Regions from separate parts of the Homo sapiens genome. Here region 1 is linked to region 2. Evidence: chromatin loops called from intact Hi-C (ENCODE). Cell type or tissue: endothelial cell of umbilical vein. All regions are shown on one strand. Links, peaks and the distances in the headings refer to the core of each region. The heading gives the core; the rest is flanking DNA. Region 1 overlaps LINC02542 (long intergenic non-protein coding RNA 2542). Region 2 has its middle 5.2 kb from the start of LINC01526.

Region 1 (4,405 bases), core at 165-4,164, 57 kb before region 2:
TGGTATAAACTCATGCAAAATTATGGCTGTCCTAGAAACTGAAAATAATGTGTTAAAAAGAAGACAACCAAATCATATAAAATCATAATGATTGGCTGGTAACAATGTTTTCTTTTCCGCTACTCTGTGGTATGTGTCAGCTTTCAATAACTTTAAAGTGCTTTTTTCTTTACCCAAGTTGAAAATCATCAGGTAAATCTAGAAAAATTAGAATAAATAACTCTCTTCTTTTTCCAGAAAAGTCTTTGGCTTTATTTAGGATATTTTACCTCTGCCATTAGAAGGTGAAAATACAAATAACTAGTCCAAATGGAAAGTATTAATGGGAAGCTGAAAATTGTTTCAGTCAATCAACCAATCCATACTTACTAATTGAGCACTTAGTATGAGATCTGTGTTTGGGATGATAGAGATAACAAGTATGAGAATCTTTTATTTATAATTGAGGGTTTAAGAAATAATCACATTATTCAGTTCATAAAAAGTCATATTATATCTACATTAAATGCATTTGTTGATCTCTATCTAGTTATTATATAAGATGCAAAGATAAGTAAGGCAGCCTTACCACTATCAGCAAAACAAAGGTGGTTCCAATATTTGAACAGCTGATGCAGTTTATTGTTTGAATTAGAGATCTGCTTCTCTGTAGCTGTAAATTTATAGATACACTTCAGTTTCTTTATCTATAAAATGGAGATAATGCCTACTCTATAGAATATAGAAAATATACTGCTCAGTAAATATCCATGTGCTTCCTCACATTTCCCACCTCCTTTGCAGTTACATTTAGACATACAAGTAATTCTGGTCAGTGGGCTGTTAATAAAAGTGATGTGTGCCACTTCTAGTCCAAAGAATTTGAAAGCTGCGGTGCAATGTGTAGCTGTTTTGTATTGCAGTGATGTGAAATCTGAGGATGACTACCCTGGAAATTTACCTGACCCACACTGGATTAGAATAAACTTTTGTGTGTCAGAAATAAACTTTTGAGTTGTCAATTGTGTTGAATTTCTATTTGTCATAGATTTGTGGGGCCAGTGTTGACCAATGTACAGGGTTACTTTGAAGATCATATGAGATGATGCATGTAAACTTCTTAGTATAGTGTCTTGCACAGAGTAAGCAATCAATAAATGAAAGCCATCATTATTTACAGACTTTCCTAAATAGAATTAGTTATTAAAAGCTTTTTCTGTCCAGGCAAGGTGGCACATGCCTGTAAGCCAAGTTCTTTGGGAGACTCAGGTGGGAGGATCTCTTAAGGCTGGGAGTTGGAGCAGCCTAGGCAACATAGTGAGATCCTTGTTTCTACAAATAAGAAAAAGTATTAGCTCAGAGTGGTGACATATACTTGTAGTCCTTGCTATTTGGGAGGCTGAGGTGGAAGGATCACTTTATCTCAGGAATCTGGAATTACAGTGATCACATCACTGCACTTCAGCCTTGGCAACAGAGCAAGACCCTGTCTCAAAACGAAACAAAGGAAAAACAAAAACAAAAGTTCTTCTTCTTTTTTTTTTTTTTTGGTTATAAAATAAGTCAGTATGGGAAAGAAAACTCTAGAATATGTTGGCAGAAAATTTCCAAAGCTACTTCATGCTTTTACTTTCTCTAACTTTTTTTTCAAATTGAATACACTTAATCTTTTTGATAGGAGTGGCTACTCATTGAACTTGTACTTTTTGTAAACAAAGTATATGTTTTTGGTCAGAGATCTCTAAGGTTTTTATTTATGGATAATTCATTGCTCCAAACCAATGGTGAAAACTAGTGATCTTTCAAACATGGGAACACCCTATAATTTTCTTCTGGCATTGCAACAATTTGATGTTCATCTTTCTCTTTTCTGGCTGAACCTATATACACTTAAGTACAGGATCACATTAAGAAAATGCTCAGACCACATGTAAACAACCTGTGGCTAGACAATTCCTGAACCCTATGCAATGTCCAATTTTCAAAGGATGTAAGCTTCTGTGTTGTTTTCTCTACCATGTATTTTTCCACAAAAGTCCTACTTACTACTTTATCATGAACCGATGTATTTGGGCATAAGTCTAGACATGCTGTGATTTTAAAGAAGTAGATCATTTCCTGCCTACCCTATACTTTTGCCCTCTGGAGAGGGGATTTGGACATCTCCTGGGCCCTGAGACCCAGCTCTCTGGGTGTGTCTAGATAGAACTCCCAAATTAAAAAGATTCGGGGAAAAGATTTGGAAGGATATGAAGGAATTACAATAAGTTTGAATCATCTGCAGATGAAAATAAGATGACCATAGTAAGTCATGAAGAAAAGGGCAAGGAGAGTTGAATTAGGTTTATTCAATTGATGATCAGTTTTTATTTTTTATTAAGTAAAGCTGCCACTTTAAAGGAAATAAAAAATGTGAATGTATTTGATAAATCAGATGACTCCGTAACATTCAAGTGTGAGTTGGTGGAAAAACAAACCAAGAGTGTCTGTTCTTTTAGTCAGTGGATTTATAAACTAAATCAGGAAGCTGTTTCCCTCAGCTTTTCTCCCATTCCCTTTCCCTCAGTAGTGAAGATATGACTCATCAGGATTGATTATACAGCTGACTAAAACAACCAGGAGAAGGCATGATGAGTGGTGAGAGGTGGGGGTAAACAACTGTCATTTAAATACTGCAGAAACATCTCCGTCTATGGTTCCTATGCAGGAGATTTCTCCCAAGCATGTTTCAGAGCTTAGAGGTGGGCATAAGAGGCCACGTGGGATATTCTGTCAGGATGGGCAAGGCCTCAGTTGAGGGCCACAGCATGTCATCTGGATGGGTTCTGGCCACAGCACATAAGGCCAGAAATCTGAATGAAGAAAATGACAGTTGCTCTTATGGAAGGATGCGAGCACAAGGCTGGGAGGGGAATTAATGCAGTGGATGATGGCATCACGACACAGGCTGGCAGAATGGCTGAAACAAACAAGAGAAGCTTTAACAAAGATAAATACAAAAGATGCAGACAGAGTGTGAGAAAGAAAATAATAAAGTAAAATAAAAATTCTGATTGTAGGTTAGATTATTAATAAATATTCATATTATCAAACTGTGCATGAACTTCTAAAAATGGGTTGAAGTAGTTCAACATAGAACACAAAACCTTAGAAAGTCTAGAAAATGAATCTAAATGACTCATATTTTTAAAAAACTAAGAATAATATGCTACTTTTCACTAGTCAGATGTACAAAGATAAATCAAGTTTGATAGTAGGGTGTTGGCTCTGGGATGGGCAAAGAAACATTCGTAAATCCTATTTCTGTTGTTGTAAGCCCTTGATAGAGCAATTTGGAAATTGGTACCAAAATTTAAAATAAATATGCCCTTTAAACACAGCAATTTCTAGCTATAATTTCATATGTTCAAAGACACACACATAAAGATACACCAATTTACAATCTTTTGCAGCCTTTTTCGTTATTGCACAAACTGGACACTACTAATAGTGCCAATAAGGGACTGAATAAATTGTTTTATGTAATGTAATGGAAAACTTTGTAGTACATTAAAAATACATCTATATATGCTAATAGAATATGATAGAATATGAGATAATCTCCACATGTTGTTAAATGACAAAGCAGTTTGCCATTTAACATATATATAGTCTACATATAGTTTTCTCTAATACTGAAGGAAAGATAAAGGAAATTGAGTCTTCAGGAGGTAAACAGAAATGCATTGTTGGGAAAAGAAAGGGTGTTCCAAGCATCCAGAACAGAGTGTGCAATTAATGTAAGTGTAAACTAGTATGAATTTCCAGGAAATAGTGACTAGTCCACTTAAGATACATACCAAAGCACCTAGTTGCTAATTTTATATTGTTTTCTCCCTTGAATTCTGGTGCATGTGCCAGAGTAAATGTGTACAATATCCAAAAAATAAAACAATTCCTGGTTACCTAGAGTAACTACTAACATTGTTAGAAATGATTCAGACAAACATATTGATAGGGCCTGAACACATAGAGAACTCCTTAGCTTTCAGTAGTAGAATTCATCCACTCCTCCCAAGAGTAGAGATATGAAAGCTTTTAGTTAGAGCACGAAATCAACTTTAACTATCTCCTATAGTAACAAGGGAATCAACGCCAACCTTTTAAGTAAACAGGTACCTATGCTGTTTAAATATTTGCACCAATTGACAATGGAGGCAAATATTTACCTACATTCTGGTAAATATGGCAATTTAAGTTTCCTTCTATGAAATTTTGAGCTAATTCTGGGGACTTTTTTTGTTGTGTGTGTAACTTGTAGTTTTACACTATTATACTGTATTTATCCTAATTTGTAGATTCAAATTTATAATATATTTGCTTGGATGAGGTTTGTTTTAGAATCATAGTCTCAACTTCATAAGTGTTTTAGAATCATAGTCTCAAC
Region 2 (4,405 bases), core at 289-4,288:
GCCAAAGGAAAGGAAATTGGGGTAGCAGGGGAAGATTAGAGTTCTAAGACTAGATTTCTCAAAAGTTATTCATACATGATAGGAGTTATAAGAGAGCAAATGAAGTTTATTATTAATAATATACCAGTGGATCTGGGCAAAAATATTGAAACAGGACATTCACTTGTGCTGAGAACCAATCTTAACATCTCACTGGCAAACTGAGTTAGAAACTGCCTAAAATTCCAGCATATCAATGATGAAAATCAGGTCAGGCATGGTGCTCATGTCTGTAATCCCAGAACTTTGGAAAGCTGAGTCAGGAGGATCACTTGAGGCCAGGAGTTGGAGAGTAGCCTGGGCAACATAGCGAGACCCTGCCTCTAAAGGAAAATTGGCAGAGCATGGCGGTGTGCACTATGTCTCAGCTGCTCAAGAAGTTGAGGCGGGAGGACCACTTGAGCCCAGAAATTCTAAGGGGTCAATGACATTTCTGAAGGTGAGAAGTCCAGGGGATAGGAAAGCCAAGTTGGGTGGAAACCTAAGCAGGCAGGCAGCATAGGGAGAGGAAGGAACTGGCCTCAGCATCAGTGAGCTGGCTTTTATTCTCATGACTTATCCTCTGGAGCTAATGACTCCAGCAATCTTAAACAAGTGGACTAATCTCTCCGCGCCTTGATTTTCTGATCTGGGAAATGAGAAGAATCAAGCTTTATTTCACTATATCTCTGACAAAGATACTGTTTTACTTTATAACTGGAAATCTTATTTCAGTATTTTTTTTTCTAGCCAGAAGCTTCTGAAAGAGAAGGAGCAAATCTGTGTCCCTCAATTATTTATGGAGCATTTTCTTAGACTAGGTTACCCCTGGCTAGACTGAAACTTACTACTGCTTGTCGAAAAGAAACCTTAAAATTGTGTTTTATGTATTTTCGCCTTAAAATCCGTTTAGATTCAGATGACGTATGTACTATACAAATAATGACATTGATTTTATTTTTATTTTATTTTTAGAGATAGGGTCTCACTCTTTTGCACAGTTTAGAGTGCAGTGTTGTGATCATAGCTTACTGCAGCTTCAAACCCCTGGGCTCAACTGATGCTCCCACCTCAGCTTCCTGAGTAGCTTTGACTCCAGGTACACAGCACCATGTCCAGCTATTTTTTTTTTTTTGAGACAGGGTCTTACTATGTTGCCCAGGCTGCTTTCCAGCTCCTGGCCTCAAGTGATCCTCCCACCTCAGCCTCCCAAAGTGCTGGGACTATAGGCATGAACCACCATGACTTAGTTGGTTTTGATTTTTGTGGCTTCACAGATTCATCCATAAGAGAAAAAAAGAATCCTATTGAACCCTTGAAAGTAGAAATCTAAATTCATTTTTTGTTACATAAACACAGACTTAACATTTGAGGAACTAACTGGTCTCAAATGCTAGAAGTCAGCAAAACAAGAAAAATGTTGTTTATATTAAAAAGGAAAGCATAACGAGTTTCTGAAATCTGATAAAAGATGTCAATACTGATAGCCCAAAATTGGAGAATTCTTAGAAATGCAAACTAAGTAAATATTCTTTTTAACTCCATTTTCTAAGGCACTAGATCTTTTTATTCCTCTCCCCGCTCATACTCCACAATATAGTGTCTTATGAACAAGAGCCTTGCTTCTCAAATGGGGTTCTAAAATTGTCCAGCAGCATGGATATTAACTGCGAGCTTGTTAGAAACACAGTCTCTTCAGGGCTTACTCCAGAGCTACTGGGTCAGAATCCGCATTTTAACAAACTCTCCTAGTGATTTTCATGCAGTCAGGTTTGAGGAGTACTGCACTGGAGAACATTTGGCTATAAATAGAAGAGATCATAAAAACAACCTTGTCAAATAGAGAAGTAAGTGAAATTAAACTGCCTTGTGCTTGCCACTAAAAGGGGAAATTGTATTAATCCTCTGAGGGTCCGTTTCTTTTTCTCCTGTGTATGCACTGATATCTATTTCCATCTTTCTTTGCCACTTGCTTATAATATCTTTCTCTTTTATATTATATATGATGCTTACATGTAATTATGCTTAAACTGTATAATTGCTATCACTTTGCAAAATTTCAAACTTCCTCTAATATTACTTCACTCTGAAGCCTAGGATATGCTGTGTTTACACAGCCTCTATCTGTTTCCTTTTCTCTGAGACTCCTTCCCCCATTAAAGCAGACATAATACGAAATAGAAGAATGGTTTGGCTTGGGAATGTACTGATTCTGGGAGTGCAGCCATGGAGCAGTGCCAGCCAGAATTGGATGAATGATACGAGGGGTACAGTGAGACCTGGGATCTTCATTATCAAAAGGAGGGGCATATTTTAGTTATGGGCAATACAAAATTTTGCTGCGACATAAACCATAGCTGATGAGAATGTTTGTTTTAATCTGCTTTGAGGGCTGAAATATGACATTCTCTTGGTTGTTAATGCTTTCCGGAAGAATCATAAATGGAAGGAGAGGCTTAGAAATTTCTTTTTCTTTTCTACTACATTTCCAATGATACCTTATAAAGCTTCTTCCCCATTAAAATTCAAATAAAGAATATAAACCCATCTTGATTAAAACAAAAGAGATGAAGTAATACAGTTATAGAGTGAAAAGAACAAAAGCTTTAGAATCAGACAGACTTACTGGAGTTGACATCCCATATCTGTCACTTTACAAACTGTAAACTGTATCAAATTCTTGACCTCTTTGAGCCTCAGATTTCTCATCTGTGAAATGGAGATTGTGATACTTATTTTGAAGAATTGTTTTAGAGAATTAAAAGAGATAATGTATTAGAGACCCTAGAATAGGAACTGATAATTAATCACTCAACTAATATTCATTATCTTCCTTTCTTCCTATTCTGAATCAGCGGGCAGGATTATTTTAATATGACTGGCTAAAAAACCATTGAGAGATAGTCATTGCTGTGATTGAAAGCCAAATTGGTAAATGTGATCTCCACACAGAAATGTTATAAACAGATGCATGAGTATTGTTTGTGCAGGTTACACTGCTGTGCTGAGGGAATAGGGCTGATTAATTTGAATAAACGTAAAGATTGGTATGGTTCTACAATTCTTCTGCAATCTGCAAAAGGAAGGAAAGAACCATAGAAATCCTCAAATGTTTTCCAATATTTAGGCGGGACCCTTCCTTTCTACTGTTTCACTTTTGAAGACTATGCAGAAAGTATTTTTAAAAGGAAAACATTACTGAAATGCATACATGAATATAACTTTTCTATAAAAGTCATTGTTGTCTCATATATTGAGGCATTAGTTTAACATTTAACTATTTATTGTGCCAGAGTACTGAGTTAGGTGTTAGGGATACATGAGTCAACAAAAAGGCCAGTTAATAAATAAATATAATTGCAAATGTTGGTAAGGGGCCAAAGAAGAAAAAGGAGGTTATCACAACGTAGTTCCTTCCTATAACCTTAGTGTTTCTATCTGGAATAAAGTAGCCCTTTTTTGCCCCCTTTTTCTCTTTACGCAAGTTGAGCTTGGGTCCATATATCTCTCATACTTTGTAAAACCACAGCTTTTAAGACATATTTTTCTTGGTGTTTGGGATTAAATTTCATTCAGCTTCCTTAATTCCACTAAATCTCTTTTTAATTTTTCTTCTACAACCTGATTCTAATTGCAAATTTGCATTATATGGGATTTTTTTTTATGAGAAAAGAGAAACTGAGACTAAATTCTAGCTACTTTATCCTTGTCTCAGTAGGTCTACTAAATTGTTCATATTCAGAAAATGGGAGAGCAGGACCATAATCCAGGGACAAAGAAGATTTTGTTTGTCGGTTTACAGCTGGGCCGGCCCCATTCACAGGCAGTTTGTTTAACCAAGGTAAATAGGATTTCAGCTGGATCCTGAAGTGAGCATACGTAGATGGGAGAAAACGTTGTGGTAGATGATGACTCAAATTGCCAATGCCTCTCTATATCCATATCCTTTGACTTCCCAGACTCCCATTAAGAGGTGGAAGTTATTTTCCCACCTCTGAATCTGAGCTGTATTTGTGACTTGTTTTAGTCAACAATTAGGAGCAAGTGAGTTTTATGCCACTTCTAAGCCCAGGCTCCAAGAGGCCTTGTGTTAATCTTGCCCATAACTATGAAAATGAGCTGAGGTATCCCGTTGGCAGGTGGATACATGTGGCTCGATTACCTCTATCACCCCAGACAACAACCTGACTGTTGCCAGACATACGAGCAAAGCCATCCTAGACCAGCTAGTTGATTGTGAATGCATGAGTAAACCCAGTCAAACCTGTTTCAGATGAGCAGGACTACATAGCTGAACCATAAATTCAGAGCAATAAAAAATATTCTCAGTTTTAAGCTTCTGATTTTGAGGCTATTTGTTTTGCAGCAATAACTGATTATAAATATT

The links. A loop is a pair of places that touch in the nucleus more often than their neighbours do. Peaks named below come from ENCODE experiments on the same cell type or tissue, not always from the same donor. Only the 100,000 strongest peaks of a DNase experiment are listed, where the experiment ranks them.
Region 1: it touches region 2 in a loop (2.9-fold over the local background); 1 of 110 quality-filtered maps calls a loop at or near these places.

What each region holds. Positions count from the first base shown.
Region 1 is chr6:81,864,080-81,868,484 of GRCh38, reverse strand. All of the region lies in intron 3 of LINC02542 (long intergenic non-protein coding RNA 2542), which reads left to right. Among named protein-coding and RNA genes, the nearest start is that of LINC01526, 52 kb to the right of the region's middle. In endothelial cell of umbilical vein, for the core only: no CTCF peak of the experiment used is centred there; a DNase peak (open chromatin) is centred at 2,534; H3K27ac peaks cover 1,784 bases.
Region 2 is chr6:81,806,825-81,811,229 of GRCh38, reverse strand. No RefSeq gene overlaps it. Among named protein-coding and RNA genes, the nearest start is that of LINC01526, 5.2 kb to the left of the region's middle. In endothelial cell of umbilical vein, for the core only: no CTCF peak of the experiment used is centred there; a DNase peak (open chromatin) is centred at 2,179; H3K27ac peaks cover 1,379 bases.